Linked DNA regions of Homo sapiens: all the other regions are linked to region 1. Evidence: read pairs that join two places in POLR2A ChIA-PET (ENCODE). Cell type or tissue: GM12878. All regions are shown on one strand.

Region 1 (8,000 bases):
TTCCTCCCATGATGCCTGGGGATTATGGGAACTACAGTTCAAGATGAGATTTGGATGGGGACACAGCCAAACCATATCACACCCTTACAGAATTTTTTAACTGAAGTGAGGAATTTATATTTCACTCATTGCTCCATTCCTCCAAGAATGGATCTTGATTTTGTCAAAAGACACATTAGTCATCTTTTCCAGTTCTATGTCATTCATAAATTTGATGAGGACAGTTTCTACATTTTTATATATGTTGGTACATACTGGTTATGCATTCTGCTCATCAAGGTACCTCATAGTCATTGTAGAAAATTTAGAAAATAGAGAAAGCATAAAGAAAAAAATTAAAAAGCCTGTGATATATAGAATATATAAAGAACACTTACAATTCAATAATAAAAGGCAAATGAATCAATTTTAAAATGGACAAAGGATTTGAACACATAATTCTCTAAATAAGATATACCGATGGTCAATATACACCTCAAAAGATGCTCAACATCATTCATCATTAGGGAAATGCAAATTGAAACCACCATGAGATACCACTTCTCACCCAACAGAATGGCTATAAACAAAAAGATAGGTGTTGGCAAAAATCTGGAGAAATTGGAACCCTCATATACTGCTGGTGGGAATGTAAAATAGTGCAGATACTTTAGAAAACAGTCTGGCAGTTCCTCAGAATGTTATGGAGTTAAATATTCCCCAGCAATTCCACTCCAAATTCTATATCTGATTAAAATGATCATATGCATCCACATAAAAACTTTTACACGGATGTTCACAGCAGCATTACTCATAATAACCAAAAAGTAAAAACAACCCAGTGTCCATCAGTGGAGGAATGGATAAATAAAATATGGTACATCCATATAATGGAATGTGGCTTGTCAATAAAAAACCAAAATATCATGCAATACATAAGAACCCTGAAAACATTACGCTAAGTGAAAGAAGCCAGACACAAAAGGCCATGTATTGCATGATTCTATTTATGTGAAAAGTCCAGAATAGTCCAATTTCTGTCTATAGAGAAAGAAAACAGATTAATGGTTGCCCAGGGCTGAGGAGGCTTGAGGGGAAATGGGGGTTTGACTGCTAATGGGTATGAGGTTTGTTTCTGGGGTGATGAACATGTTCTAAAATTGATTGAGGCGATGGTTGCACAACTCTGTGAATATACTGAAAATAATTGAATTGTACACTTTAAATGGGTAATTTGTATGGTATGTGAATTATATCTCAACAAAGCTGGGAGACACTACCTTTTATGAGTGCTCTGTGTAATCTCTCTAATTGTGTTCTCACCAGTGGTGGATGAAGTGTCAATCAGCAGCATTGGCTGGATATGAGTCCACTGTGGGCCAGCTCCTCTGCTGGTCCCTGGATGCAAAGGAATTCTGCCTCAAGAAGCCAGGCACATCTTGTATCATCCAGGGGAAATAAGCATCAGCATCATTATAATACAAGATGCAAGGTTGGAAAATGGGGGTCCTTAGAAGATGGGGATGAGGGGCCAGGGATAAGCCTCAGAGGGGGGAAAAGATTACTTCCAGCTGAAACATTGGAAAAAGGCTTTGAGGAGAGGGAAATTGTATCCTTTCCGATAAGATTGTGACAGGTGGTCATGGACATGACCAGAAGGAGTCTAGATTAGACTTTAAGCTCCTTGAGAGGAGGACCATGACTAATTCATTACTGGTTCCCAGCATAGGACCTGGCTTGAAGAAGGTGCATAGTAAACTTTGTGGAATGCATGAATATACGAATGAAAGAATGAGTGAATGTATAAACAAAAGATTTACAGGGAAAGAAAACAGCATGAGCAAAGCATGGAAACAGAAGGGCACAGGACAGGCCTAGAAAATGCAAACTTGTCCAGTGTGGCTAATGTATAAGGTTCATGATAAAGGTTTATGGAAGGAAAGTTCCTGAAGGGCTACAGGAACCAGGTGATGGGAACTTACAATTAGCTGCAACTGGGAGTCAATAAATGATTTTTGAGCAAAGGAATGGCATGGCAAAAGCTGTACTTTAGAAAGATGGAGCTGTAAGCCAATGTGGAAGATGGATTAGAGGGGTCAGCCTGGAGTCTGGGAGACCAGTTCAGAGGCTATACAGGTAAAATTTGGGGGGAGCTAAACCAGGACAGTGGCAGTAGAGCCAAAGAAGGGATTAAGGCCAGAGACACTCAGCCCCTTTCCAAGCATTATAAACACTACAAAAACAAATGCATCTGGTGATAAATATTTCACCCATTCAACAGAACTATACGTATTAGAGGATGCACTTGCCAATAAAAATATTAGTGGTTTGTGGTTTGAAGCTGCAACCACACTTGTTATAAAGATAATTGAAAGGAAAACTCCCATTTGGGGTAAGAGAGGAGGAAACCACAAGACCATAACCCCATTATGACCAGAGTTCATCTACATAATGGGTGAACCCTGGACCATATTCATCCTCCCTTGGCTCTACCCATGATGGGCAACAATAACTCCAAGACTAAGCTTGAGGCAGAGATGCCCTCTCTGTTTCAAGCCACCTGGTTAGCCACGTAGGGTACTGGCAAGAACCTGGTCTGATTCCAGCTCTGTGCTAACCCATGCAGGACAATCTCTGGTGGAGGAAGTAAGAGGGTAAGAGGGAGACTTGTTCCAGTTTAGAGACTTATAATTTGGTGGTTGAGACTATTAATGCTGGGGCTGGGCTGTGCCTGCCTGAACCCAGCTCTGTCACTTATTAGCTGTATGATCTTGAACAAGTTGCTTAGCATCTCTGTGCTTTAGTCGTCTCATCTCTAAACTGAGACTGGTGAATATGCTTAAAAACTGCCTAGTATTATAGTAAGTACCATATAAGTGTTTGCTATTGTTATTGTTATTATTACAATAAATAATGGCCAATGCTAGACAACAATAGAATGGGTTGTTTGTTCTCAAGTGGAGTGTTCCCCATCACCAAAGTCACACAAGCAGAGACAAGGCGGTTGTAGGGTGCAGCTTTGGACTATGAGTTGTCAGTGCTAAAGAGATATGCAAGTAGTCTTACTCAGTATTATTCATTCAATTTATTTAACTCCACAAGCATTTGCTGAGCAGCTACTCTGTGCTGGATACCATGCTAAGCCCTGGAGATACTGGGATGAATCAGACAGCCTTAGCTCTTAAGGACCTGAAAAGCTAGTGAGGACGGCAGGTGGGTATCACTTCTGGTGGGCTAAGTGCCACAGCACCAGCACAGAGGAGGATCAGGGACAGCCAGAGGAGAGAGTCCGGCTTCCAAAAAGCTGCAACGGGAAGCTAAAGACCTCTGGGCCATATTCAGGATCTAGGGATGCCGAGTGGGAAGACCTGCCCTTGCTGGTCTGTGAGTGGTGAAGATTTTGGCATCCAGAGCTGATGGCCCTGTCCTTAGTTGAATCAGTTGTACACTTCTACTCCTTACTGCTTTTGGAAAGACAATTCTTGTGAGTCTTCAAGATGATTTTGAAACCTCTCCGTGCACATATTTTGTTGATAGATGCTCCACTATGATGTTTTTGCCCAATTCTTTTTTTTCTTTTGGTTCGGGGAGGCTGAAATCTAAGTTTCTTCAGAAGGAGGATTTGTCTGGCCAATCACAGAAAAAAGAGACTGCATTTCCTGGATTACTACATGAATGCAGCTTAAGGCAACAGGATCAGGCTAATTTCTGTGTTGCTGCATCCTTGTTCCAGAAAGATTCCCCGCTTGGTGTGTTTCTTCTCACAGATGTTTCCCTGTTGTGAATTGATGCCAATGATGTTCAAAGTGACCACATTAAGAAGTAAAGCCCCAGGGAACCAGGGGAGAAATAAAAACAAAAAAGAAAGCCACACACAGGTACTATTTACTAGATAATAAAGACAAATGTGTTCATACCCTGTCATCTCAGGCATGAGTCACCCCGGTAACGCACTTAGAGAGCAGGCCCTGTCAGGAAACACTGCCAAGTTTCTCACTCTCCTTTCTGGCCTCCATTCTTACCTTCCTGCTCTTTTTGAGGCTTCGGTGACGGCTTTCAATTCTTTCTATGTTTTGTTAAGTATTCCTCTTTGAGCCAGGACCACAGCTGGTTTGGGAGGTGAGGGAGGTAGAAAGCAGGGAGATAAATGCAGTCACAGGTTTCCCCGAGACTGAATCAGGAGACTCAAGAACACATCTACTGCTCTATTTTCCTTGCCTGTTTCCCTTTTGTGCCCTGACCAAAATGACTCATGCTGCTTTGCTCTGGGCAAGCCCTCAAGCCTCTGTCACCCTGTGGGCTATATGCATTCTTCTTTTCTCCAAAGGAGTCATTTTTACCCAACTATACGAAACTTGCTAACGAAAGTCAGTACACCAAAGAAGGAGTTACCGGCCAAAGAAGAACACAGTTACAAAAGCTGCCAAGAGTTACAGAATCTAGAGCCTATACAACATCCGAGCTGTAGGTCACATTCTCCAGCATTGAGGCTTGGAATGCTTTGTTGGGGAGGAGGTTCTCCGGATTAATTATTTTCAAAAGGTTACCTTGGGGGAAAACTGTGACCTTGTCCTCTAGAAATATTTCACCACATGAGAGATCATTAGGGCTATGGAGTCCATAAGGGCCATCTAGTATGCGGGCTCTCAAATTTGGCTGCCCATTAGAATGATGTGGGGGGGGGGTGTGGGGCTTTACAAAATCCTGATGCTCAGATCTCACTCTGACCCCATGACATCAGAATCCCTGGGGGTGGGGCCTAAGCATTGGTATTTATTAAACACTCTGGGTGCTTCCCGGTACAGCCAAGTTTGGGAACCTGTAATCTAGACCCTTACCATTCCAAGTGTGATCTGTGGTGCCGTAGCACCACCAGAGATAATGGCATTTCTTATTAGACACTCACATTCTTTACTGTAATGGTAGACACATGCCATTATACATTTGTTCAAACTCAGAATGTACAACTCCAAGAACAGCCCTAATGTAAACTATGGACTTTGGGTGATGATGATGTGTCAATGTAGCTTCATCAGTTGTAACAGATGCACCGCCCTGGTTGAGGACGTTAATAATGGGGGAAGATATGTATGTGTGGGAGCAGGGAGTATGTGGAAAATCTTTGTACCTTACTCTCAGTTTTACTGTGAACTTAATATTACTCCAAAGATAAAGTCTAAAAAAAAAAAGAAATGCATATTCTTGGGTCCTACCATAGACCTACTGAGTTAAAATATGCATTTTAACAAGTTACCAAGAGACCTCTACATGCATTCAAATTTGATTTTTGCTTTTCTTGAAAGATTGAAAAATCTGGCAACAAGGGTCCCAAATTCTTTCTTTAAAACTATCAGCTGGAGTTGTATAGTAGGTGTCCTCTTTAAGGGAGATCTCCACACTCCAGTTCGCCTCAGTTTCACAACGGGCTAGGTTCATTAACTTCTATTACCTACCTGAGCCCAGAGAGATACTGAGTTTTTTTTAAATTGTGGTACAATATATATAAAATAAAATGGACCATTAGTGACATGTGGTACATTCACAATGTCGTGCAACCATCACCACCATCTAGTTCCATAACATTTTTATTGTCTCAGAAGGAAACCCCTTATCTATTAAGCACTCATTCCCCGGTTCCTCTTCCTTTCAGCCCATGACAACTACTAATCTGCTTTCTGTCACTGTAGGTTTGCTTATTCTGAATGTTTCATGTAAATGGAATCATACACTCTGTGGCATTTCATGTCTGGCTTCTTTCACTTAGCATCGTATTTTCGAGGTTTATCCATGTTGTGGCATGTGTCAGTACTTCATTCTTTTTTATGGCTGAATAATATTTCTTTGTATGGATATACTATATTTTGTTTATCCATTCATCAGTTGATGGGCAGTTGGGTAGTTTCCAGCTTTTGGTTATTGTGAATAGTGCTACGTGAACGTTTGTGTGCAAGTTTTTCTTCACACACCTGTTTTTAGTCTTGTGGGAACATACTCATGAGTGGAATTACTGACTCATATGGTAATCCTATGTTTCGTGTTTTGAGGGACAAACTGTTTTTCGTGGCAGCTGCACTAGTTTACATTCCCACCAATAATGTATGAGGGTTCCAATTTTTTTTACATCTTTGCCAATACTTCTTTTCTTTTCTTTCTTTTGTTCTTTTTTTAAATTCTAGCCATCATCATTAAAGACCATAAAGGCCACTTTGATTAAGTCTCTTTGGGAGGTTTGAGGGCCATCTTCTAGTTTTTTAAGTTTCTTTCAGACGTTGGGGGCTGACTGGGAAATGAAGTGTAAATGGGTAGGTAGATTCTGCCCCCATTGGTATCAGGGCTTAAGGTGGTATAATTAGTTATGGCCTCTGAAATGCGGGAGAAGAAAAGAGCAGGGTTTTCATTGGGGCCTTGAGTGATTTCTTTTATCTTTTCAGAGTTTACAGCCTTAAGGGCAGCTTTATCCATGCCAGCTAGGAGGCATGATATCATATAGCTTCGTTTCTGTCTGTCTGAGGAAACTGCTTCATAATCCCAATTGGGGTCAGTTCTGGGGACAGCTAGGGTCCCTATAAGGTTATGGGCAGCATCTTGTTGGTGGAGGGTGTCTGCATGGGCCTGGGTGGTTGTCTGGATACATTCCCTGTCATCCGGGATGAGGGAGGAGTAGAGGATGACATAAACGTCATGCCAGGTAAGGTCATAAGATTCAGTGACATACAGAAATTCCTTGTGGGAGGAGCTGGGGTCGGTGGAAAAGGAGCTAAGTCTCTTTTTAAGCTGGGAGAGGTTGGCTAGGGAGAAGGGAACATGAACTTGGACTATGCCTTCGGCCCTAACACCTTTCTCAAGGGAAGGACTTTGTAAGACCTTTGGTAGTGGGAGTGACCTTTGGCAGAAGGGGGTTGGGTGCAAGACCGGGTGTGCAGTGGAGAAGGAAGGTTGGGATGGAGGACCAGGATAAGGGGGTGGGGGAGCGGAGCCGAAGGAGAAGGAGGAGGGGATGGTGGTGGGAGGGGGACTGAGAGAGGGGGTTTGTTGGCAGGGTTGAAATTACAGGAGGAAGGCTTGCCTGGAGGTGTGAAGTGGTATCTCACTGTGCCTTAATTTGCATTTCCCTAATGACTAATGATGAATATATTTTCATGTGTTTGTTGGCCATCAGTACATCCTCTTCGGAAAAATGTCAATTTAAGTCCCTTGCTCATTTTTAAATTGGGTTGTCTTTCTGTTGTTGAGCTGAAAGTGTTTGTTATAAATTCTGGATACTAGACCCTTATTGGATATCTGATTTGCAAATATTTTCTCCCATTCTGTGGGGTTTTTACCCCAATTTTCTTCATAGTGTTCTTTGACGTAGAAAAGTTTTCAATTTTTTTTTGACCTCTGAACTTTTTATTGGCCTCCTGCTCCCCAAAGTGTACCCTGCTTCTGCTGGCTTAATGTCTCAGAACTTTGGTGTCGTTGGTCAGACACCACTTTGCCATCCACTATCCGGCGGGTGGTGGTCTTTTGGATGGTTTGCATGGAGTTGCTGCTGTCCAGGGCATCACCAAGATTGAAGTCCTTGCCATCCTCCAGCAGGCAGCAGTAGGCAGTGCTCTCAGCCTCCAGCTTGACCTTGATGTTCAGCAGGGCCTTGTACTCTTGAGCCTGGCACTGTCCCTCTGCCCGGGTCTGTGCCAGCTCTGACTCCAGGTGCAGCAGGATCCCGTTGAGCTGCTCCCTCTGCAAGGCATAGCGGGCCTCGACCTCCCTCAGGCTGTTCTCCAAGCTGGCCTTCAGATTTCTCATGGAGTCCAGGTTGATCTTCAAGGACTGGACTATACATCTCAGCTCCGTGAGCATCATCCCAGCAGCTCCAACCTCGGTGGACTGCGTGGTGACCACTGAGGTGCTCTCCTCAATCTGCTGAGACCAGTATTTGTCCAGCTCCTCTCAGTTCTTCCGAGCCAGCTCATCATATTGGGGCCGGATGTCTGCCATGATCTTGGCAAGGTCCCGAGACTGGGGGCATCTACCTCCAT
Region 2 (8,000 bases), 290 kb before region 1:
GCAAGACTTATATAACCACATATCTTTTCCTATATAATGGGAAGGGTATGGGGTTAGGAGATACGGGTTCTAGTTTTGGCTCTAGTACTAACCACTTCTGTGGGTGGCTTTAGGCAAATTACTACACTTTCCTGGGACTATTGCTGTGCCTATAAAATAAGGGGTTGGGTTAGAGGAGCAAAGTTTCTTCCAGTTCTGACATTCTGGGACTCTGTGACAGTTAAATGTGCAGTGACAAGAGAAAACATTTTTATGTTGCATTTGGTCCCTTTTTCCGAAAGGATAGAGAATTGTTTTTATAACAATTAACAAATAAATTACTCAACACAGTAATTATTCTTCCTAACTACTACTTATTGAGCACCCAACATGCATTATTTCCAAACTTCACAGCAATTCTGCAAGGTCAAGTAATACCACCAGTTTACAGGTGAGGAAATTGGGCCTTAGAGAGATTAAGTAACCTGCAGAAGTTTGCCCATCAAGGAAATGCTAGGGCTAGAATTCAATCCCATATCTGCCCAGTTCCAAAGGCCATGTGCTTTCTGCTACACTAAGTGCTTCCTTACAGGTAAAATCATACATTTTCCCTTCCCAGGATCGTTCTCTTTTACTGTTAAAGAAAAAGCACTTACCTTTTTCAATTTAGGCAGCTTGGGGAGATTTGAAACTGAGATCAAGCCTACATTTATTAAACTGAGGAACTCTAAGTTCACAAATTCAGCTGTTAAGCCCTCAATTTTTCCATCATTTGATTTGCAATTGTCCAAGACAAGTTCTCGAACCTGTGGATGACAAAGAAAAAAGGATAAGCTCTCAAAAACACATTGAAAACAAACAACAATGCAGAAACTTCTACCATAAATATCCTGCAAAAACACCCATATATACAGGCAGCCTCTTACTTAGACCTAGATCATAGTTATAAAAAGATAAAAACTGATTAAGCCTTCAGTAACAATATACTGACAGGTTCAAAGATGGAATATTATTCCATGGGTATAAACACTTACGCTCTTTGTTTTTCCAGAAACAGAAACTATACTTTTTAAGATATAAGTGAAGTAAGCGTATTCCCCTTATTTCTTTTCTCCAGCCTGTTCCCCAAAGGGCAGCTTTTATCTAAATGCAAATGCAGAATGAAGACACTCTTTAGGCTGGGTCTACCTTAAGGCCCAGAAGATGACCCCTGGAAAAGAGGAAAGCTTTATGTTTCCTATCAAGACCACTAAGAGATTCTGGCTAGAGGTTTCTGCACCAACGCACTTTCCAACTCTGGTTTTAGTAATCTTTGCCAAGATTATCTTGACACTGGGAAAAAAAATCAGGATGCAAGAGTCCTTAATTCAAAACAAAGATCAATCTGGATTGCACTTGAGAAAGATGTTTCTAGCAGAGAACTGCTACATAATAAATTAAATTGCATTTTCAGGCTACACAGTCTCTTTTTCAGAATTTAAGTCCATCCAAGAGTATCACATCTGGCCGGGCGCAGTGGCTGACGCCTGTAATCCCAGCACTTTGGGAGGCTGAAGTGGGCAGATCACCTGAGGTCTGGGGTTCAAGACCAGTCTGGCCAACAAGGTGAAACCCCCTCTACAAAAATACAAAAATTAGCCAGGCAAGATGGCGAGTGCCTGTAATCCCAGCTACTTGGGAGGCTAAGGCTGGAGAGTCGCTTGAACCTGGGAGGTGGAGGTGGCAGTTAGCCGAGATTTCGCCATTGCACTCCAGCCTGGGCAACAGAGTGAGACTCCATCTCAAAAACAGTATCACATCTGATGATTTGAACTTTTGAATATTGATTATTTAATAGTCTACATGCAGATCCACCACAATAATCCATATTGCCATTCTTGCTCTATGATCATCCTGAAACTTGCAACTTTTTAGCTCACTTTGATCTACTCACAGTGATGCAAATTACCATTTTAACTGCACCAACAAAGGCATTCTTTTAGTGAACCTACCATATTTAATAGCATTAATCAAGCATGTATACAGTAGGGAGATGCTGACAGTCTGAAAAGAGAAGAGGAGCTATTAACAGTGTCCTCATCCTCTCATACAAAATCCAATGATGCTACTCTAGTAATTGCTATCAATTATAGAGTACTTAATCATTTATTCTTTTTACCACCACTCTCCTTCCCCCATTTACAGAGAAGGAAACAGATTTCAAGTCAGCAATGCCCACAACATAGTAAGTGCCTAACCGCTTCTCACTACCCTGTCTACTTCCTCTTCAGAAGCCAGGCATCCTTTTTACTCTTTACATCCACTTACTTCTTCCTTCCTTCCACTTTTCTTTAGGTATCTCTGCCATTCTTCCCTTTTCTGATAAGAAATGGGCACATCTGAAAACTTAATAGGTCAACTCTGACAAAAGCTGGGCTCTGGAGACATATGCCGGGGGTTGAATCCTGGTTCACCTCTGCCACTCAGAACTTGTGCGACCTTGTGCGAGTCACTTAACTTCTCTGTGCCTCAGTTTCCCATAAAGTGGAGATAATAGTACCTACCTCATGAAGTTGTAGAGACTAGGGCTTGGAACATTATAAATGCCCAGAAAGTAACCTCTGGGTAAAGGGAATGGGAAATGTCAGTGACCTTTGCTGTTTACTTTACTTATATCTGTACTAAGTTTTTTACAACCATGTATTTATTCTGTATTAAAAAGCAACTAAACATAAAACCAACGAACCATTAAAATTTTAAAAAGGTCGACTGTCATCACCCACCAATGTAAACAGTATACTGCAATACAATTAAAATGTTCCCATTTAGCTTGGGAGAGTTTCTATAATTTTATCCAAAATAATCCAAAAACGTTATACAAAATACACCAATATGCCAAAAGTGAAGTGAAGAAGAATTAAGAGTTAGCCACACTGCCTCTCAGCTCACAGAGTGAAATCACCTCTTAAAGACATTTCTTTCAACTTGCAAAATTCCACTTGAACCACTGCAAGGCGTCATCAGAAAGTATCACAGGACTCAAATGCAGGTTAAAAAATGTTTTTGCTGGCTGGGCGTGGTGGCTCATGCCTGTAATCCCAACACTCCTGGGAGGTCAAGGCGGGCGGATCATCTAAGGTCAGGAGTTCAAGACAGCCTGGCCAACACAGTGAAACCCCATCTCTACTAAAAATACAAAAATAAGCCAGGCATGGTGGCGTGTGCCTGTAATCCCAGCAACTTGGGAGGCTGAGGCAGGAGAATTGCTTGAACCTGGGAGGCAGAAGTTGCAGTGAGCTGAGAATGTGCCACTGCACCCCAGCCTCGGTGAAAAAGGAGACTCCATCTCAAAAAGAAAAAGAAAAAAAAAGTCACCGCTAGACTAAGCTTCATGATGACAGGATCATGTATATTCTGGTTACCACTATATCACTGTGTAAGAGCCTACATAACTGCGGAATGAGGAAAAAAACGGTCACAGGTTTGTCAGCAATATTGTACAGAGGTTTGTGTCACAATTGTGGGGGACTAAGATGAAAACCTGGACATAAAAGGGACCAACTTTCTGATCACAGAGTATTTTTTAAGAAAGCACAGTGTGTGGATATATTATAAATCACTTTACAATCCTTCGTGTTGAACATTTGTGCTCAATTTTCCCTACTATAAATAATGCCATATCTTTACTTAAAATGTCTTCTGTATTTAGGACTGTGTTTTCAGAATCCATTGCTAAGTGAAAGAATACAAACATCTGAGTGTGTTATTAGTTAAGAGTTCTTTATTTAAAATGTCAACTTCTCTTTTAAATGAGTAGTTCATTTTAACTGCCACAAAATTATTTTCTGATTTATTTGACTGTTACTTTTTGTAACCTCTCGATTACGGAAATTCTGGCTATTTGCATTTATCTTGTTCTTGAGGATATCTTCTATTTTTTTTACCCTAAGTGAGGAAAAAATAAATACCCCAGCAGAAACACTAACGAAGGACAGACAAGCTCTAAAAGACACAAATAGCCAACACTAAAAAAAACTGTTCAAGGCCAGGTGCAGTGGCTAGTGCCTACAATCCCAGTATTTTGGGAGGCAGAAGTGGGAGGACCACCTGAGCCCAGGAGTCCAAGAGTCACCTGGGCAACATAGGGAGACCCTGTCTCTACAAAAAATAAATAATTATCTGGGCATGGTGGTGCATGCCTGTGGTCCGAGCTACTTGAGAGGCTGATGCAGGAGGATCACTTGAGCCCAGGAGGTCCAGGTTGCAGTGAGCCATTATCATGCCACTATGCTCCAGCTTGGGCCACAGAGACCCAGTTAAAAAAAAAAAAAGTTTGGCTGGGCACGGTGGCTCACGTCTATAATCCCAACCACTTTGGGAGGCTGAGGCGGGCAGATCACCTGAGGTCAGGAGTTTGAGACCAGCCTGGCCAACCTGGCGAAACCCCATCTCTACTAAAAATACAAAAAAATGTGCCGGGCATGGTGGTGTGCACCTGTAGTCCCAGCTACTCGGGAGGATGAGGCAGGAGAATGCTTGAACCCGCGAGGCGGAGGGTTGCAGTGAGCCAAGATTGCGCCACCGCACTCCAGCCTGGGCACCAGAGCAAGATTATGTCTCAAAAAAAAAAAAAAAAAAAAAAAGGTTCAACTGTAAGCAGTAAAAGTGCATATTAAAAATGAGGTATCATTCTACTCTTGTTGGAGGAGGGACAGCTCCTTCAAGAGAGATGGCTAGGATGGACACAGATGTAGGTGAGTTTGTTAAGTGAGAATGAGAAGTTCAGGAAATGAATACCTGAGACCTTTAATTGCCTCTACCAGTAAGAGGCAATAAGATATACTGGGATAAATAGGGCAGAGAGTTGTTGGGCTAGGCAGAAAAGGCAAGTCCCTTGACTTTTCCAGAAAGGCTGAGAATGTAAAGAAACATGCCACCCCAAGAACAGAACGCCAGAAGCATACTGAGAAGATGAGTCACTGGGGAATAAGCACAGAGGAGAATGGGAATTACTGCATAAAGCAGAGACCACTGGAGGGCCCCACTTAGGGCTGTACCCAAGGATAGCAGGTCTAAATGTTCCATCAGCCAACTTCAAGGTTGTTGAAAGTTCTTAACAGGACCTTGATGAAAGGTATTCTGAGCTCGGATATTGTTTCAATGGCAGAAAAGTGGCATTTGAGGTGCAGAAAAAGTGTATTTACATGTGCAACACACATACACAGGTGCACTCACACTCAGTGATAACTGAGTAGTTAGAATTTAGGGCTTATATACCTAACTTAGAAGAGGAAAGGACAGCAGGAGAAAAACCTTTTGGGAAGAACAGATTTCTTTAGGGAACACAAATGGTATTTTCAGAACAAATGAGAGATCAAGTTTACAATGTCTGTCTACATAGGTATGAGTGGTCTTTCTTTTCTTAGGGCCAAAAGACTACCCCTCCAACCCCTACCAGAGGTTTACTCTTGGCCTCTCTCCTGGGAACAGACTCACTCCAAAGGGAGAATTTATGTCAGCCCTCGTTTGTGACATGTATTTGCTTTTAGCCAGATAAACTCCAAGTAGGCTTCTCTCTGCATCTGTTGAATCTCAAATCTCTTCAGTTTAAAACAATCTTTATATCAACTCTGGGGTTCTCAGTGGATCTCCACAGAGGTAACTAAGCCTCATCTCTTTTCATTCCTTCCTGGGTATAGAGATCTAGACTGCCTTGCAAAGGAGATAACAGCTTTGGAAGAGTGTAGTTGAGACAGTGAGTGGAGCTGGGGTCAAGATGATCCCACAGCTTCCCAATCTAGATTCAGAATAAACCAGAGGTCCTAATCAAAGGAGAAAAGGCCCTAGTTTCTTCTTATATCTCAAATCCTCCCAGAGCTGCTATCTAATGAAGAAAGTTAGGCAGGCACTTGTTCATTTGTGCTTAAATCTGAGGGATCTATTTGATCCAAGAGTTAACTGGCCTTCTGCTTGAAGATGGACAGTTTAACTTTTGGGGCCAAATTCACTCCTCTTCTTCCCTCATGCTCCAATTAAACTTGCCTTTTCTCAAACACAAATTTAAGGTAAACACTTAAAAATGAAAAATCCATACTACCTCCTACTTAACTCATATTTGTTTTCTACAGTTACCAGCAAACAGTAGTTTCCTACTACTTTTTCATTGAAAAATTTGAACTATATTGCAGCCAAATACCTTTTCAGATCTGACTGGAGGATATAACAATGATTTATAACACTACCTCTATGAAAAACAAAACACATTTTAAGTTCTAAATGGCAAAATGCCTATGAGGTCCTTCTTTAAGTTATGATGAGTCTAGGTCATGGGAATATCCCTGGGGATTGGAGCTGGGGGCCACAGGAGATGGAAACATTTTTTTTCCTTTCATTCTCTTCAATTTGCTCATTTGCCACTCCCCTAGCTATTATGAAAAAAGATCAACTTTACCTAACTGGTGGGGCGATGCTCTCCAATTATACCAGCTGTCTCTGCCATAAAAGGAGGAAAGGGTATGGAGGAATTAAAGATCTTTCTGAGTTGTCAATTCTTTTAATTAGAACAATACTGGTTATTATGGTAAGTGAAATAATCCCAAAATATAGAAAGTAATTCCTGCCATCCTTGCAATTTCCATTCTTCTGAGTTAACCAGTATTCAAATCTTCTACCCATTATTTTAAAATAATGTTTCTAAATTAATAGAACTTTTTATTATTTTATTTTTATTTTTGAGATGGAGTCTCGCTCTTTTGCCTATGCTGGAGTGAAGTGGTGTTATCTTGGCTCACTGCAAACTCTGTCCCCGGGGTTCAAGCAATTCTCCTGCCTCAGCCTCCAGAATAACTGGGATGACAGGTGCCTGCCACCACACCTGGCTAATTTTTGTATTTTTAGTAGAGACGGGGTTTCGCCATGTTGCCCGGTCTGGTCTTGAATCCCTGACCTCAGGTGACCCACCCTCCTCTGCCACCCAAAGTGCTAGGATTATAGGCACGAGCCACTGTGCCCAGCCTGGAACGGATCTCTATTAGTGGTTCTCCAATGTGTTTAGGTAGCACGACTGCTGGCATTAAGGAAGGAAACACCAATATTCTACTGGTGGGTATTTAAAGACGGGAACCATTCTGAAAAGCAATCTGGCAGATGGAAAAAAAAATCACATTATAAGATGCTCATTTCAGCAGTATTTAAAACAGCCAAAATCCCTGTGAACAACCTGAGAGGGATGTTTAAATTATGATCTATGCAGACATTAATAATGAGTCTATAAAATAAGGACACACACAAAGATGTTGACTGTATTTTTTTTCTAAAAAAAAAAGCAACAAGCTAGCTAGCATTTGGATTATTTGCATGAACCAAGTTTAGAAAAAATTTAAACATTCTGGTAGACTATAATACACTAAAGTGTCTAGATGGTACGTTAGGCATGTATGATGTCTATCTTCTTTTTGCTTGTCTATACCTACAATTTTTTGGCCTATCTATATCTAATTTTTCTTAAACGAAGATGTATTACTTATACAAGGAAAAAAACCCCAATTAGTTGCTATGCAACCAACTAGAATATCCAATTGAGCTCAAAATTACATCACAGTAGACACAACAAAAGAGGTCAAAAGCTGGGGAGGGGGTGCGGATCAAAAAAAGATGGAAGTTAAAGACAATCTACATTTTTTCTCAGTAAATTGGGACTACGTAAAGACTTTTATTTTGGTATATGAAATGTCACAGTCCAGCATATAGCACACCAGCATTTCGCAGGTGCATAGACTGCAAGCCACAGTAAGGAACTGCTTGGCTTTCTAACTTTGAATGAAAAACTCAGAGCTGATAGGAAGGCTGACTGTCCCCAGATGCGTGGTTAATGAGGTGCTTCTAACAGAGCGACATGTTCAGTTTACTGGAAGGATAAGAATCTCACATAAAGAACAGGTATTCTTTTCCAATTTTAGAATACAACTAAATGTGGTTTATATCTAGCTACTGCATGTCAGTGTCTTCTCATTTTACTGACAAGACCTCCAATTTCCATGGTG
Region 3 (8,000 bases), 680 kb before region 1:
TGATGGTTTTTCAATAGTGTAATTAGACCAAATCAAATTCTAGTCTTCTAATGGCTATTAAATGCATCACAAATCCTTTATTGATTCTATTTAGAGAAAGAAATACAGTCCTAGCTCAGGCTCCCTGTTGAGCAGACTGGCCAACCACCGGATCTGGCTCACCCGGTAGATAGATGTGCCTTGTGTAGAGTTTGTGCGCAGGGCCTGGCTGGATGTCAGGGACACTAAGGCAAAGGTGTTCTCGGGGAATGACTTGCATTGGGTCCCACTGATGTCTTCTCTTGATCCTCTAGGATCCGAACCACCAAAAGACAAGACCATCATCCTGGAGCAGCTGCGGAAGATCTCCCTACCTCTCTACAGCATCCTCTCTGCCCTCACCATCCTCGGGATGATCATGGCCAGTGCTTTTCTCTTCTTCAACATCAAGAACCGGAATCAGAAGTAAGCCACCCTGGTCCTCCTCTGTGATATCACTTTCTAAATTGACAAGCCTATGGACACAGTATAGGAGTGCCACATGACAGATTCCCCAGGGACACAGAAGTCTGCAGGGCAGAGTTTCCCAAAGTGTTCCTCCGTTGCTAGGATGTTGTAGGTGTTACATGCATGTGAGTACGTGTGTGTGCGTGCACGCACACACACACACACACACACACACACACACACACACACACAGAGGCCAGGCTGCTGGTTGCACAGGAGTTTAGTCAAATAAGTTTGAGGAAGTTAAATAAAATCGAAGAGTCCAAGTCCACGGGCCTTCTCAGAGCTTTGGATATACTCCTGTACTTTGTGGAGGTCCAGGAGGAGAGATATAGAAGACAGAATACCCCAAACTTCTTTGCCCCTATCCCCTAGCATCGCTGGGAATCACCACTGAAGGGGGTCACAAAGTCCAGTGAAATGGACTCCCATTGGTACAGTTCATTACGGCCAGGAAGCCCTCCCTTCCATCATCCCGTATGACCCTCCGGATAACTCCTCATTTCACAGAGAAAAGCCCTGAAGTTCAGCGACAGAGTGCTGCTGTCCACTCGTGGCAGACTGTCTTCTTGGTTTCTTGTCTTAATTTCTTTTCCCCACCACGTGCCCTTAATTCTCCAGAGGAGAGAGGCTGACTGAGTTATTCTGGTCAGTCATGGGTAGAACAGGCCGCCACTCCAGGCGGTGGTTTTTACCAAGTGCATTTTGCTTCTTTGGTGTCCATAGCAAATCCCTGAACCCAGCCCCAAGCCTTTTTGTGGAATAAGCAGGGGTGCAGAGCATGGGCCGTCATGGGGACAGCCACAGTGACCACCTACATGGTGCCATGGCTCTGCCATGGTGCCCAGAAGCCACATTGCATGAACTCGTGGGCTGTCGGGAACAAGTCTGATTCTGAAGAAAACAGTTTTTTTGGTTTTTGAGATTTTTAAATTTCTCCCTGCTTGCAAAGAAGGAATTTGGAGGCTCTAGACTTTTGTGTGTGTGCTTGGTTTTTTAATTAATTAATTAATTATTTTAATTAATTTATTTTATTTTATTTTACTTTTTTAAGAGACAGTCTCACTATGCTGCCTAGGCTTTTCTCAAACTCCTGGACTCAAGCGATCCTCCTGCCTCAGCCTCCCAAGTTGCTGGAATTAGAGGCATGAGCCACTGTGTCCGGGGTTATTTTGTTGTTTGTTTGGCTTTTTTTGATAGCAGTTGCTTAGGTCAAACCTATTTCCTGAAAAACAGAAAAGAGTTTTCTTCTCCTGTTATTTTATTTTACTTACAACAAATAGCACATATACTGCCACAAAAAAAAGTGAGGCAACTTTTGTCCACTCCATACAAACCTTAAATGCTCAACATACCTCTTAGCACTTGGCACAGGCCTGGGCACATAATCAGCTCTCAAAGTTAGATTGACAGCCCAGATGCCTCGAGAAGTCCCATCAGGACAGCAAGTTGCCCCATCATAAGACTAAACTCATTGAATTCCTTAACTACCCCCTCTTGGCCTCCTGGGGGAAAGTTACCATTACTCTTTTCAAGAGGCTGGCATCCAGGTGAAGTTTTTTGTTTTGTTTTGTCTTGTTTTTTAACTGGCTTGGCTATTTAAAAATCTGCAGAAAGATAGAAAAAAAATATTGCTATGGTTCCCAATCCCTCCCCCTACTTCTGTCTTCCTAAATCCATCCTATAAGGCCCACCTCCTCTGGGAAGCCTGCCCCAACCCCCAGGCTCTCCCCTCCCCTGACTGCTGTAGTAATAAGAATTGAGGCACCTAAGTAGTTCACGGTTTACAAAAGGACCTCCAAGGACCCAGCGTCATCTCAGCTTCATGTGTGTCCAAGGCAACAGGATCAGTTATACAGGTGAGGAAATTCAGCCAGGCTAAGTGATTTGTCAAGGTGTCACTTTTATGGAGTGGCCGAGTCTAAGCCCTGGACCCCCTGCTCCCAACTTGAAAGCCGGGGTGCAGTTCACAGAGGAAGAGCAGCAGGCTTCTTATTTCCCTCTCCCTTTGACGTATTGCATGTTTAAAATGTGAAGGGTTAACAGAACTGGAGAATGCAAAGGAAAATGTTGGGGAACAATTGGCTGTAATTACAGTCTGCAAAAGAGCCCCTCAACCACAGGGCGCCTAAAACCTGAAGCCCTTCTGAGCTGATTGTGCTGGGGGGGCCAGGCACCTACAAGCCCACTGATGACCCTGGCTTGCTGGGCAGCTGGAGGCCACCACAGGGTTCCGGGAGGAAATGACAGAGAAGGATGCAGCGTCTGGAAGTATAAAGAATGCTCCCTGCTCCCCACTGCAGCCTAGTGAAGACAGGGGTAGTGGGTGGGTTGCGGACTCTGGTGTCTCCCTCTGTCACCCGGTGACTGGGAGAGGTATTCCTGCCCACATGTGTGGCTGTCTTTGTGCACGGAACAGTGTGAGCTTTCCTAAGCAACCCTGAGACTCACAGTTAGGCCTCCTTGACATGGTCTACTCAAGGCTGGGGAGTGTGGTATGGGACTTTCTCCTCACTGTGGGGAACGTGGCTGAAGTTACATGTCACATTCTCTAGATTTGACATGAGTTCTTAGTTCCAGCCAAAAAAAAAAAAAAAAACCTGTTGACTTAATGCTTTTGTTTAAACTGAAAATTAATGGATGAAGAAGCTGATGTGACAAGCTGTCCCTTGGGAAGTAATAGGTGAACTTGACAAAGGAGGCAGGGAAATCAACAATTAGAAATATATAGTTGTCTGAGGTCTTTTAGTGAAGGACAAACAGTAGGTGGGGAGGAGGGTAGAGGAAACCAGAGCTTTTCATTATTTCTCTGTAAGGGGAAGGTTCCAGAGTGAGCACCTGGGTGTTGGGGAAAATCTGACTAGAAATGTGGGACTTCCTGCTGATGTGTCCCCTGAGGCCCCATGGCGTATTTCTGTTTCTCTCTCTCCCCTCTAGCCTGAGCAACAATATATATCTAGCAGGCGTTTAGAAAATACCTGTTGAAGGAATAACTAAATTAACCATTCTGTTAAATCTATTGTCTCTTTCTCTTGTCAGGCTCATAAAGATGTCGAGTCCATACATGAACAACCTTATCATCCTTGGAGGGATGCTCTCCTATGCTTCCATATTTCTCTTTGGCCTTGATGGATCCTTTGTCTCTGAAAAGACCTTTGAAACACTTTGCACCGTAAGTCATTCTGCATAAGCCAGTGGTATATGATAGAAAGTTTCCTTGGTGACCTCAGTCATCGAAAACACAGATGCAAACCCAGAAATACATGAAAATACATGAACAGGCAGGGAACAACCCATTTAGTAGTTTTCAACTCAACAGGGAAGAACGGTGTTACTGTCAGGCCATCACTGGGTATAAATACCACCTACAAAGTTAAGATAATGGACTTCCAGCCCGGGCAACATGGTGAAACCCTGTCTCTACAAAAAATACAAAAAAAAATTAGCCAGGCATGCTGGTGTACACCTGTAGTCCCATCTTCTCAGGAGGCTGAGGAGGGAGGATTGCTTGAGCCCAAAGATCAAGGTTGCAGTGAGTTGTGATCGCGTCACTGTGCCCCAGCCTGGGAAACAGAGAAAGACCCTGTCTCGGAAATAAAGATACTGGACTTACCAGGCCACTGTTAGAAGAGAGCCCACTGAGAATTGACAGAGTAACATAGAAAAGGAGGGGAAAAATATTATCTTCCAGAAAAGCATCAGCGCCAAGGGTCAGAGTCAGGGTCAGGATCGTTTAAGAAGGAACAGATCCTCCCATCTACCTCAAAAACCATCAAAGAATATGACGATAGATCTTTGTATGTCTGACTGAGTTATATGGTAAAAGCTATAATTGTTATTTTCTATTTAAGTGGTGTTTTCTTCAACGGTTTTTTCCTTATTGTTCCCCTAAGGAGCATTTTTAGACATTTTTTCCTAATGATTCCTCTTATGAAAGTTTAATACCAGAAATGTAATGTATATCTGTTTGTGTACTTTATATATATATCTATGGTTTATACGTAAAAAAGAGTAATGTTTCTTCACATTCAAGAACCAACAGTTGCCCCCAAGGGGGCTGTATCATCCCTATTGAGATATATATATATTTAATGAAGTCCAAAGCAGTGTAACTAATTTACTATACATTAGAAAGATTATTTTTAAAGTTAATTAACATGTTAAAAAGTTTAATGCCTAAAGAAATGCCTTTTATTTTTTTTTGTTTTTTGGGTTTTTTTGGAGACAGAGTTTCACTCTTGTTGCCCAGGCTGGAGTGCAATGGTATGATCTCAGCTCACTGCAACCTCCGCCTCCTGGGTTCAAGTGATTCTCCTGCCTCAGCCTCCTGAGTAGCTGGGACTACAGGCATGCACCACCATGCCCAGCTAATTTTATATTTTTAGTAGAGACGGGGTTTCTCCATGTTGGTCAGGATGGTCTCGAACTCCCGACCTCAGGTGATCTGCCTGCCTCGGCCTCCCTAGTTATTTTTTTAAAGGGGGTTATGTATTAGCAATCACTTAATAGTTTTATGGAACTAACTCTCAGTTGAAAATATCATGAACTTACTTTTTAAGAATAAAGTAATCAGTTGGGATGTATTTCTGGACATTGACTATGATCTGTCCAAATGGGGTTAGCCAGCTGGGTCTCTTTAGAGTCCCACATGCAGTAATTCATCCAGTCCCCTGCCTGGAAGACCAGAGCTAGAGGGGATGGTCAAAAGATCGGTGCTGAGTGGATTCATCCAAAAGCCACTCCTTTGTTGGTGCTGTTTTCTTTCAAGACGTTGAGAGCACTGTGGGCCCTTTTTTGCAAAGCAGCCTTTTTTAGACTGCATTTGTTGCTCACAAGCCTCAGTGTTGCCCACTGCTGGATGATGAGGGCTGAAGGCTAGCAGTGAGGGATGCTTAAACGAAGCACCCTTTAAATGTGCTGCAAGTCCCCACTCACACCCCAGATTTTGAGGACTGAGTCCAGGCCAGTCCCTCTGCTCTGGGACAGCACATGGAAAGAAGGGAAGCCCCCCAAGATCTTACAGTCTAGGGGATTTTGCTCCCAGGATTTCTGCGAATGATTAAACTGGACTGACTGTTACACATCATCGAGAAATTGTTCCTGTTACCAGTAACTTCACTGTGAGCTGTCTAGCCAGAGAGAGGTCTACAGATACATTTACTTTATCCTCAATTGGGCAGTGCCTTGAGAAGTGTGTGGTCGAGTCCCCAGTAACTGAGGGGGTAGTGAGGTCACTGGTGTGTTCAGGCCCCTCTCCTCTCCTGGAGGGACCTGCATGACTGTCAAACCCCAGTGCTCCAGGGTCACTTGGTTCACTCTTCCCACTCAAGAGTTTTTCACTCCAAGCCTGGCACTGGCTCATTCCCACCAAAAGATCAAAAGAGTATGGCCTTCTGGCATGAGACTAATTCCCATTATTCTGCCCGTCTGGGAGTGAAGAAGGTGAATACAAAAGATGCAAGTCCCTGGCTTCACTGTGCCTGCAGTCAGCTTCCAAAGAAGCTGAGCTTCTCAAAAGTCCTTGTGGGTGTGGTTCAGTGGGGTTGTTCTCTAAAGAGTATGGCCTCCTGGGGCAAGGTGCAGTGGCTCACACCTATAATCCCAGCACTTTGAGAGGCTGAGGCAGGCAGATCACCCGAGGTCAGGAGTTCAAGACCAGCCTGACCAACATGGAGAAACCCCATCTCTACTAAAAATACAAAATTAGCCGGGCATGGAGGCGCATGCCTGTAATCCCAGCTACTCAGGAGGCTGAGGGCAGGAGAATCGCTTGAACCTGGGAGGCAGGGGTTACAGTGAGCCGAGATCACGCCATGGCACCCCAGCCTGGGCCACAGGAGTGAAACTCCATCTCAAAAAAAAGAAAAAAACAAGGGTGGCCTTCTGGCATGAGAATGATAACCAAAGCGCATGGAAGTCTCGCTAGTTTTAGTGGAAGTGTGAAGGCCACTGAGTCTCTGATATTCCTACATCAGCATGACTTTTGTGCCCTGAGATGCCTAACAATTTCATGGGCATACAATTTATTTATGGTCAGCTTTCCTGGGCAGTGGTGAGGCCTGAATAAAAGGTTGCTCCTGAGGGACCCTGATGAAGTTAAACGAGGAAAGTGAGGATTTCTCTCTTCCATCTGTGCTTAGGCTTCCTCCCCAAGTTTTAGGACACAGTGATGATTACAGTAATGGAAATGGTACTGGGGCCGGGTGCAGTGGCTCATGCTTATAATCCCAGCACTTTGGGAGGCCGAGGCGGGTAGATCACCTGGAGCCAGGAGTTCAAGACCAACCTGGCCAACATGGCAAACCCCATCTCTACTTAAAAATACAAAAAATTAGCTGGGCGAGGTGGCGGGCGCCTGTAGTCCCAGCTACTCAGGAGGCTGAGGCAGGAGAATGGCGTGAACCTGGGAGGCGGAGCTTGCAGTGAGCCGAGATCGTGCCACTGCACTCCTGCCTGGGCGACAGAGCGAGACTCGGTCTCAAAAAAAAAGATACTGGGGGCAAGTTTGGCAACTCCAGTTTCTCAGTGGCATCCCTGAGAGGCAAGGGGCTTGCCTTGTTCCCCAGGTTGAGAACCGGTGGAGCAAAACCCTACCCTCATTCTGCCATGGCCCCAGTCCTTCCCGGGGGCCACTCTGCCCATCTCCTCATCACTTGCTGTTGGACACCTGGGAATGCCTCAGGTGTCCTGAGGCATTCAATCTTCACTGCAGAGATTCCTGCAGCAGACATGAAGGGCTGCCCAGCCTTTAGAAACTCTCTCCTTCCCAGAAAGAAGTTCCTGACATCTCGCCTTGTTCACAAGCCAAAGGCTATGAAAGCACAGGTGCTTTCTCAAGTTTGACCTGAATTCAACAACCACAGGGTGACGCAGGCTAGGGAGCAAAAACAGGGACATCCCCCACACCCAGGGCTTTTCTTTTTAATGAAGCCTGATGTTCTATTCTGGGAGTCACGCTCATTTGTGTGAGGGGAAGGTTGTCCTGGGAAGCCGGGGAAGGCTGATATGAATAAATCATAAAGCGCTTTACAAATCAGCATCGGCTCTGAAAATGAGGGCCCGAAAAGATATTAGGGCCCAGTTCTTGCTGCCCCTGAGAATTAATTTATTTGCAGTCAAGGCTGTTTTAGAAGCTCTACAAAGGGGAGTCCACATGCATGACTGTGGGGAAAAGGCATAGATTATCTACCCCGGACTGAATCGGGTCAGCACAGAGGTGTACATGGGTTAGGGCTGGGGCCATTTATTTACTAATTCTCAATATTGCCCAGGAAGAGGAAGTGAAAGCTCTTGAATTTAGGGCCTAAGTACCAGTGCCTGATGGGTACAATTTGGGTTGTATTCCACCTGCTATTCCAGGGTGGGCAGCTCCTTAATTTCACTTGGTGCCATGGATTCTGTCCTTCGGACCTAGAAGGCTGCTCCCAGCAAACTCCCACCGAGTGGGGAGCTGCAAGGAGAAGCAGGCCCCTATGGTGTAGTGATCACGGATCTTCCAACAACAGCCTGCATTC

What was found. Peaks named below come from ENCODE experiments on the same cell type or tissue, not always from the same donor. Only the 100,000 strongest peaks of a DNase experiment are listed, where the experiment ranks them.
Region 2: POLR2A ChIA-PET joins it to region 1 with 5 read pairs; 10 of 35 experiments call an interaction of 5 or more read pairs at or near these places.
Region 3: POLR2A ChIA-PET joins it to region 1 with 5 read pairs; 2 of 35 experiments call an interaction of 5 or more read pairs at or near these places.

What each region holds. Positions count from the first base shown.
Region 1 is chr9:97,700,147-97,708,146 of GRCh38, reverse strand. The region is part of intron 10 of PTCSC2 (papillary thyroid carcinoma susceptibility candidate 2); the gene reads left to right. It also overlaps the pseudogene KRT18P13. Among named protein-coding and RNA genes, the nearest start is that of XPA, 6.8 kb to the right of the region's middle. RefSeq lists enhancers at 4,140-4,259, 3,244-4,443. In GM12878, no CTCF peak of the experiment used is centred here; DNase peaks (open chromatin) are centred at 3,926 and 4,246; H3K27ac peaks cover 339 bases.
Region 2 is chr9:97,987,416-97,995,415 of GRCh38, reverse strand. It overlaps ANP32B (acidic nuclear phosphoprotein 32 family member B), which reads right to left. Exons shown (of 7, transcript NM_006401.3): 2 at 636-785. It overlaps LOC124902226 (a long non-coding RNA gene), which reads left to right and starts at 7,613. Exons shown (of 3, transcript XR_007061686.1): 1 at 7,613-7,896. It overlaps LOC124902225 (a long non-coding RNA gene), which reads right to left. Exons shown (of 2, transcript XR_007061685.1): 2 at 3,722-6,450. In GM12878, no CTCF peak of the experiment used is centred here; a DNase peak (open chromatin) is centred at 7,738; H3K4me3 peaks cover 2,223 bases; H3K27ac peaks cover 542 bases.
Region 3 is chr9:98,381,298-98,389,297 of GRCh38, reverse strand. GABBR2 (gamma-aminobutyric acid type B receptor subunit 2) reads left to right here. Exons shown (of 19, transcript NM_005458.8): 10 at 294-444; 11 at 3,526-3,658. Among named protein-coding and RNA genes, the nearest start is that of TBC1D2, 130 kb to the right of the region's middle. RefSeq lists a silencer at 312-490. In GM12878, no CTCF peak of the experiment used is centred here; no DNase peak of the experiment used is centred here.